Linked DNA regions of Homo sapiens: regions 2 and 3 are each linked to region 1. Evidence: chromatin loops called from intact Hi-C (ENCODE). Cell type or tissue: CD4-positive, alpha-beta T cell. All regions are shown on one strand.

Evidence for each region. Hi-C counts contacts between places; a loop is a spot of excess contacts. Peaks named below come from ENCODE experiments on the same cell type or tissue, not always from the same donor. Only the 100,000 strongest peaks of a DNase experiment are listed, where the experiment ranks them.
Region 2: a loop joins it to region 1, with 2.0 times the contacts of the local background. A loop is called at or near these places in 7 of 110 quality-filtered maps.
Region 3: it touches region 1 in a loop (22-fold over the local background); 5 of 110 quality-filtered maps call a loop at or near these places.

The regions. Positions count from the first base shown.
Region 1 is chr9:87,973,825-87,976,324 of GRCh38, reverse strand. It overlaps CDK20 (cyclin dependent kinase 20), which reads left to right and starts at 1,792. Exons shown (of 8, transcript NM_001039803.3): 1 at 1,792-1,953; 2 at 2,290-2,403. The coding sequence starts at 1,879. It overlaps LOC105376131 (a long non-coding RNA gene), which reads right to left and starts at 1,690. Exons shown (of 3, transcript XR_930088.2): 1 at 1,463-1,690. In CD4-positive, alpha-beta T cell, a CTCF peak has its summit at 1,380; a DNase peak (open chromatin) is centred at 1,614; H3K4me3 peaks cover 1,579 bases; H3K27ac peaks cover 1,694 bases.
Region 2 is chr9:87,683,497-87,685,996 of GRCh38, reverse strand. The region is part of intron 20 of DAPK1 (death associated protein kinase 1); the gene reads right to left. Among named protein-coding and RNA genes, the nearest start is that of CTSL, 41 kb to the left of the region's middle. In CD4-positive, alpha-beta T cell, a CTCF peak has its summit at 1,230 (motif pointing left); no DNase peak of the experiment used is centred here; H3K4me3 peaks cover 189 bases.
Region 3 is chr9:88,322,029-88,324,528 of GRCh38, reverse strand. It overlaps the pseudogene RPSAP49. Among named protein-coding and RNA genes, the nearest start is that of SPIN1, 65 kb to the left of the region's middle. In CD4-positive, alpha-beta T cell, no CTCF peak of the experiment used is centred here; a DNase peak (open chromatin) is centred at 1,448.

The DNA of each region.
Region 1 (2,500 bases):
TCAAGTGATCCGTAGGACTCGGCCTCCCAAAGTGCTGGGATTACAGGCCTGAGCCACCATGCCCAGCCTATCTTCGCCAGTTTTAATGCTAAAAACTATTCCATTCTATGGCACTCCCTTAACTTAACTTAGCCATTTTTCCATCTGGGTATTTGGGTTGTTTTCAGATCTCTGCTATCATCAAACAGGAGGAATACTTTGTATGGACATCAAGTCATTCTTCTGCAATTATTAACCCAGAAGTGAAATTTCTAAGCTAGAAAATATTTGCTTTTTTGGAAAATTAATAAATTATATTCAAAACTCAAATAATGTAAAGAGACCCAGTGAAAAGTCTGCCTCCTATTCTGTCCCCCTGTCCTCCCAGTCCCTCTTCCACCAGGTAACCACACTCAGGAAATCTTGTGTATCTTTCCAGATATCTTGTAATGGATGTACAAGCATTATTTATATTCTTTTCTCCTTTTGTTTACACAGCCAGTGGTACTCTATGCATTCTGTCCTGCATCTTGCCTTTTTCATTTAACAACCTATTTTAGAAATCTTCCCATTGCTGTACATAAAAAGATTTAATACCTCATTTGAAGGAGGCACCACAATGATGGACATCTGTGTTGTTTCCAATAGTTTGCCGTTGAAACAACGTTGCAATGGAATAACTTTGTACATGTCATTTCACATGTGTAAAAGGTGTCTATTGGGGAAATTGCTAGAAGTGGCTTTGCTGAGTCTGAGGGTCTGTGCATTTGTGATTTGATCAACATCGTCAAATTATACTGCCACCAGCAATGTATGAAAGTGCTTGTTTTCCCGTAGCTTGGTCAATGAACTATTAGACCTGAGATCTTTAGCCATCCAATATGTGAAAAACTGTAACTTTAGTTTGCATTTGTTTATTGTATGTGAAGTTGAGCATCCTTTCAGAAGTTTAAGGCCTACTCTGTCCTGTCTGGGTCAGAGTATGCCCTTTTATTTTATTTTTAGTTTTAGTTTTTGAGACAGAGTCTCGCTCTGTCACCCAGGCTGGAGTACGGTGGCGCAATCTCGGCTCACTGTAACCTCTGCCTCCCGGGTTCAAGCGATTCTTCTGCCTCAGCCTCCTGAGTAGCTGGGATTACAGGAGCACGCCACCACGCCCGGCTAATTTTTTTTGTATTTTCAATAGAGACGGGGTTTCACCATGTTGGTCAGGCTGGTCTCGAACTCCTGACCTGATGATCCGCCCGCCTCAGCCTCCCAAAGCGCTGGGATTACAGGCGTGAGCCACCGTGCCCGGCCCTCAGAGTATGCCCTTTTAAAAATCTGTGGGTACACGTAGCCAACTGACATTTTAAGACAAGAGGACCCACAGACCCTCTTTCCACAACGCAGCCCGGGACCTGTCTGTCTGCATCAATAGTGCCTGGCTTTCGGAGCTAGAAAACAGCACCTGCGCGTGGTCGAAGCCTGAACCTCTACTTACAGGTGCGGAGCTTCCGGCTTGCCAGGGGAAGGAGCCCGCCCCTCCCGGCTGCGTGCACCAGCGCAGCTAGTCACGTGACGCCGGGGGCGGGGGCAGATAGGAGGTGCCTGCTGTCATCGTTCCGTGGGCCCTGCTGCGGGCACGCTCTCGGCGCATGCGTTTTTTATGCGGGATTAAGCTTGCTGCTGCGTGACAGCGGAGGGCTAGGAAAAGGCGCAGTGGGGCCCGGAGCTGTCACCCCTGACTCGACGCAGCTTCCGTTCTCCTGGTGACGTCGCCTACAGGAACCGCCCCAGTGGTCAGCTGCCGCGCTGTTGCTAGGCAACAGCGTGCGAGCTCAGATCAGCGTGGGGTGGAGGAGAAGTGGAGTTTGGAAGTTCAGGGGCACAGGGGCACAGGCCCACGACTGCAGCGGGATGGACCAGTACTGCATCCTGGGCCGCATCGGGGAGGGCGCCCACGGCATCGTCTTCAAGGCCAAGCACGTGGAGGTGAGGCTGGACCGCGGCCGGCAGCCTGGCGGGGGTGTGCCCCCGCCACCCTCCGGCTAACGCTCTAAACTGTTTCGGTTCCCTTTTTACATCCAGTACAGTTTTTAAAACCTACTCATATTCTAAACCTACTTTGGGCCGTTGCGCTTCCCTCCGCACAGCTGGCTTGGTCCCCTACCCCAGCGGCTGGGTCCCAGGCTAGTCCTAGACCCCCGAGGAGGGCCTCTGGCCGAGCCGGGGGCGCGTGTCTCTCTCTCAACCACCTTCCCCTCACCCACCTTCATCTCTCTTTCCCAGCCGAGGGTGGGCTGGCAGTGTCTGCCTTCTATCCTGCAGACTGGCGAGATAGTTGCCCTCAAGAAGGTGGCCCTAAGGCGGTTGGAGGACGGCTTCCCTAACCAGGCCCTGCGGGAGATTAAGGCTCTGCAGGAGATGGAGGACAATCAGTATGTGAGTAGGGGAGGGGGGGCATGGTATTCTCACCCTCAGTCGCTCGTTCCCACTTCTTTGTGCCTTCATTTTCCCAGCTACGCCTTCACCAGCTTTC
Region 2 (2,500 bases), 290 kb after region 1:
TTTCAGTTGTTCTTGCAGCGAGTCTCCACTTGAGGCCTTCCGATTTTAGCATTTCCTCAACACCTGCTCATCTTCCCTTTTAATGAAGAGGGTGTGGGCATTGGCGTTTAGCGGGATTTTATTCACATTGGTTGCTGTTCACTGCATTTATTTTTACTTATGGCAGTGACACTGGGTTCCCATTTATGATAGGGATATTAACTTTCATTTTCAAATCAATGTATTTTAGTACATTTTAAAAAGTGAGTCAGTTTAAAGGAAACATTATGTAAACAATGGTGAACTTGTGGGTGTTGTACGGGAGCTGAATAACAGAGTCTGGGTCCCCTGCGTTTAGGCATAGAGCCTGTGCTTCCTCACTGTCTCAGTTACTCACTGGCCTGCCCTGCTCCCCGTCTCTCCCACCAGGCTTGTGCAGGCAGAAGCTGCCTTTCTGGTCAGGGCTGTGACCCAGGGCCCACAGAGAGTGCTCTGTAAGAACTTGGTGAACGAATTGCATTGGAGAAGGGATTCATTGATCTTAACTGCAGTACCATTGGTTTACCATTAATACAATAGACATTGCGAGGCACTAAAGAAGTGACCATTTCACCTGGGTATCTGACTTTAAAACAGGCGATCCAAACACCAAGGTAATCCCTTACTTAAAGACCAAAGAGTTAAGACTTTGGACATGGATAATGGGGGTATCCAACGGAGGGGATGAGGAGAAGAAAAGTGGATCCTAAGGGCAGGATTAGGTACAGGGAAAGGAGAAAGGGCACTAGGAGGGCAAGATTTATTCTTAAAAACACCAACACATATTCTATTTCTGTAGGAAAGTTGGCAGATAGGAATGTAAATAGAAAACAAAAGCAAAATGATGTAAGTCTTGATGTCAACATAGCTGCCATTTTAGTGTATTTCTCTGCATATTGTTAATCCCAGCCTGCAAAAGCTGCTGGGTTGCCCAAGAATGGGTCTGTCCACTTCCCTGTGACCTGGAATTTGTGTCTGGGTGCCTGCCTGTCAGGAACAAGCCTTCTTTTAGTGGCATGTGGCCCTGTGCTTAATGAGAGCAGACGTTGGTAAATGGCAGTCATTCCTGCTCCTCGGTGACAGTTTTCGTTGGGAGGATAAAAGGTTAGGACAGGCTTTGTACAAGGTGTTATGAAAACAATAATTTCATGGGGAAGCACCGAAATCCCAGGAAATCATTTTTGTTAGCTACTGCCCCCTGGCGGTGTAACGTGACGGCTCCCAGGAGACCCACTTTACCTGGTCACCGGGAATTCCTCCCGCAGGCTCCTCTCCGCGGGAATAGGAATGGCTTCTTCAAATACTCTTCCTGGACATTCATGCCTCCTATGACCTTGGATGTTTTCCTTCCCACAGCTCAACAGCCACAACCCTCAGTGTCCCCACAGCTGAGTGATGTGTGCAACAGAAAACTTCGAGGGGACCCCGTCCGGTCTCCTGGCTGGGAGCTCAGCCTTGGCCTCCAGCGTTCTCAAGAGAACGGCAGTGGAAAAGGGCCAAAATTCTAAAAGCAAACTTCTTGCTGTCTGATGATATAAATGTTGCCATGTAGGCATCTCTCTCATTGAAGGGAAAAGGGCCTGACAATTCTAGGAGAGGTCACTGGTGTCCAGAGCCCTGGCCTGAAAGAGACCCCAGCACGGCCTGCCAGGCACGAGCAGTGCCCCCTGGCAGGTGACAGTGTTGCTGCTTCAGGAACCAGGCCCAGTCCCTGGAGGCATGCTCAGGAGCGGCAGTTCCTCGGGTGTCTAACAAAGCCACGCTGCTCCGTTGGCCCCCAACACACATACCCTCTGCCAAAGTCCAATCTCCCCAGGCCGCCCTCGCGGTGCCCTGTGCTTGTGCCCTGCTCTGCATTTCCCGGGCGCTGTCTGATGCTGATGTACAAGCTGTGAGGGCAGCAAGTGCCTGGTGACCCGCCCAGTCCAGGGATGGGGGCATCTTGTCTGTCTCATCCACCTCCAAGTCCAGCTGCCGAGCTATGCCTCCTGCCCAGGGATCCCTCAGCCACCAGGCTTCAGGGGCAACCACCAGCGCACACTTCCTCCACCAGGGGCAGGCGGCACTGACTGTGGGGGCCCAGGGACCAGGACAGCTGCCTCCTCCCCAGACCCCACGGCTGGGCTGAAAGCAGCTGGTGTGCCTGCACCTTAGGGCTCTCATGCAGAGGGGCTTCTGCCCCCGCGCCAGGACCCCCTCCCCGATCCCTGGCTAAAGATGCTCCCCCCATGGTGGGGCGTGCAGAAAAAGGGTCACCCAGAGCCACCCTTCACCAGGAACCTGCTGCAAAGACCAGACACAGATACTGAGGAGAAGCAAGGCCATGGATACCTCACCTCTGAGGCCAAGGGCAGAGCCACAGGTGACTCCCAGGACTCCACAATGGGGGCTCCTGGGCATCATCTGCACACCCACTTAGGCCTTGCAAACTTTCCAGATCATGAGCTCATGACCTCTCTCTCTCTCTCATATCCCACCCTCC
Region 3 (2,500 bases), 350 kb before region 1:
TAAGTGGGTTCCTGCTGCAAGGAACTTAAGGACATCCTTCTTCTTCATTTGCAGGACATCAAGGGCTCCGCACATTGTGAAAGTTTTCCTTGAAGTTACGATGGGAATCCAGAACGCCGTATGGACCCCTCTGTGGGTAGCGCAGAAATAATTTTTGTATTTTCAGTAGAGACGGGGTTTCACCATGTTGGCCAGGCTGGTTGTGAACTCCTGACCTCGTGATCTGCCGTCCTCCGCCTCCCAAAGTGTTGGGATTACAGGCGTGAGCCACCACGCCCAGCCTCTTCTTTCCTTCTTTTCCTCTTTCTGGAATTCCTACTGGGTAGGTGTTGTACCTCTGTATTAATCATCTATATCTCTTATTGTTTCTGGCCTATTTTCTGTTTCCTGTTCTCTTTATTCTCTGTGACCTCCTAAACATTATTGTCCACCCATATTTATTATTTTACATTTTGTGAACCATAATTTTAATTTCCAGAGGCTTTTACTGTGGTTCTTCTCACAGGGCTTATTTTTCACTGTGTCATGTTCTTGTTTTATTGTTTTATGGATGGAATATTTTCTAAAATCTCTCTGGGGATGCTGATCAAAGAAGTTCTGTTCTTTCATGTTCTTTGTTTTATGTTCTTTTTTCTTTGTGAGACGGCGTCTCAGTGCAACCTCCACCTCATGGGTTCAAGCGATTCTCCTGCCTCAGCCTCCTGAGTAGCTGGGATTACAGGCGTCTGCCACCATGCCCAGCTAATTTTTGTATTTTTAGTAAAGACAGGATTTCACCACGTTGGCCAGGCTGGTCTCAATCTCCTGAACTCGTGATCTGCCCGCCTCGTCCTCCCAAAGTACTGGGATGACAGGCCTGAGCCACCGTGCCAGGCCTGTTTTATGTTCTTATGTTCTCTGAATTCTCTCTGTGTTCTTTGAGGTTAAACTTCTATCTTTGTCTTTCTCTCTCTTTTGGAATCCTCATTGCTTTCTTTCATACCACAGGTTTTCTCTAATTCTGCAGCGAGCCTCTGTTAAGCTTTTATATTTGAGAATGAGGGACTATAAAAGCTGACAGAAACTCTGGGACATGAACAGGGACTGCTGCCTTTAGATCACCCTTTGTGGGGAGGCCTTTACTCTGGTCATGCACACCAGCTGCTCAAGTCCCTCCAGACTGTGCACATGATTCTTTGCCTGGAGTCATTACCTGGCTGGATGTCCTCACAGTTCTGTGCATGGGGTGGGGTGGGGATGGGGGTGTTGACTGTTCTACACACAGGTCTTCAATCCTGATTGATTTTCAGCCCTACTGGACTCTCCTGCCTCTAACTGTGGAGCCCTGGCCCCATCCCAGACTCTACAGAGCACAGTAGTTTCTTCCATGGCTCCACCCTCCATCATCCCATCCCACCAGTAGCTGCTTGTCTAGCTGTGGCTTCCTCTGAGTTGTGGTTTCCTCTGCTATTTCCTCCAGCAACGTTCTTCACTCTGGGTTCAGTGTTGCGGAAATGGTCTGTCGTCTTCCCTCTGCAGATGTCATCATCAGCATTGTCCTCATTCTATTTGTGGGTTTTTTTTACACCTGTCCCATTCCTTCACTTGTGTGCTGTTGCTGGAACCTATGGGAGGCTCCTAGCCTATGACAAACCAGGCACAAAGGTCCAAAGAAACTACAGAGCTAAGTGCAGAAACAGAAAGATTCTGATACAAGTGTTCTGATGTAAACATTTAACATATTGAATTGTTTGGGGCATTTGATCCAACTGCAAACACGTACATCCATGATTTAGTTGCTAAGACACATTCTGGCCCTATGCAGAATCTGTAAATGCCTTTCCTCCAACTCTGTAAAATTGAATCTGTGGGCCTGGCACAGTGGCTCACGCCTGTAATCCCAGCACTTTGGGAGGCCGAGGCAGACCGATCACCTGAGGTCAGGAGTTTGAGACCAGCCTGACCAACATGGAGAAATCCCGTCTCTACTAAAAATACAAAAATTGGCTCACGCCTGTAATCCCAGCACTTTGCGGGGGCCAAGGCGGGTGGATCACGAGGTCAGGAGATCGAGACCATCCTGGCTAACACGGTGAAACCCCGTCTCTACTAAAAATACAAAAAAAAAAAAAAATTAGCCGGGTGTGGTGGCCGGTGCCTGTAGTCCCAGCTACTCAGGAGGCCGAGGCAGGAGAATGGTATGAACCCGGGAGGCAGAGCTTGCAGTGAGCTGAGATCGCACCACTGCAACTCCAGCCTGGGTGACAGAGTGAGACTCTGTCTCAAAAAAAAACAAAAACAAAAACAAACAAATGAAAAAAAACAAAATTAGCCGGGCGTGGTGGCACATGCCTGTAATACCAGCTACTCGGGAGGCTGAGGCAGAAGAATTGCTTGAACCCAGGAGGCGGAGGTTGTGGTGAGCCAAGACTGCACCATTGCACTCCAGCCTGAGCAACAAGAGTGAAAATCCGTCTCAAAAAAAAAAAAAAAAATTTGAATCTGCGACCTCAGAGATTCA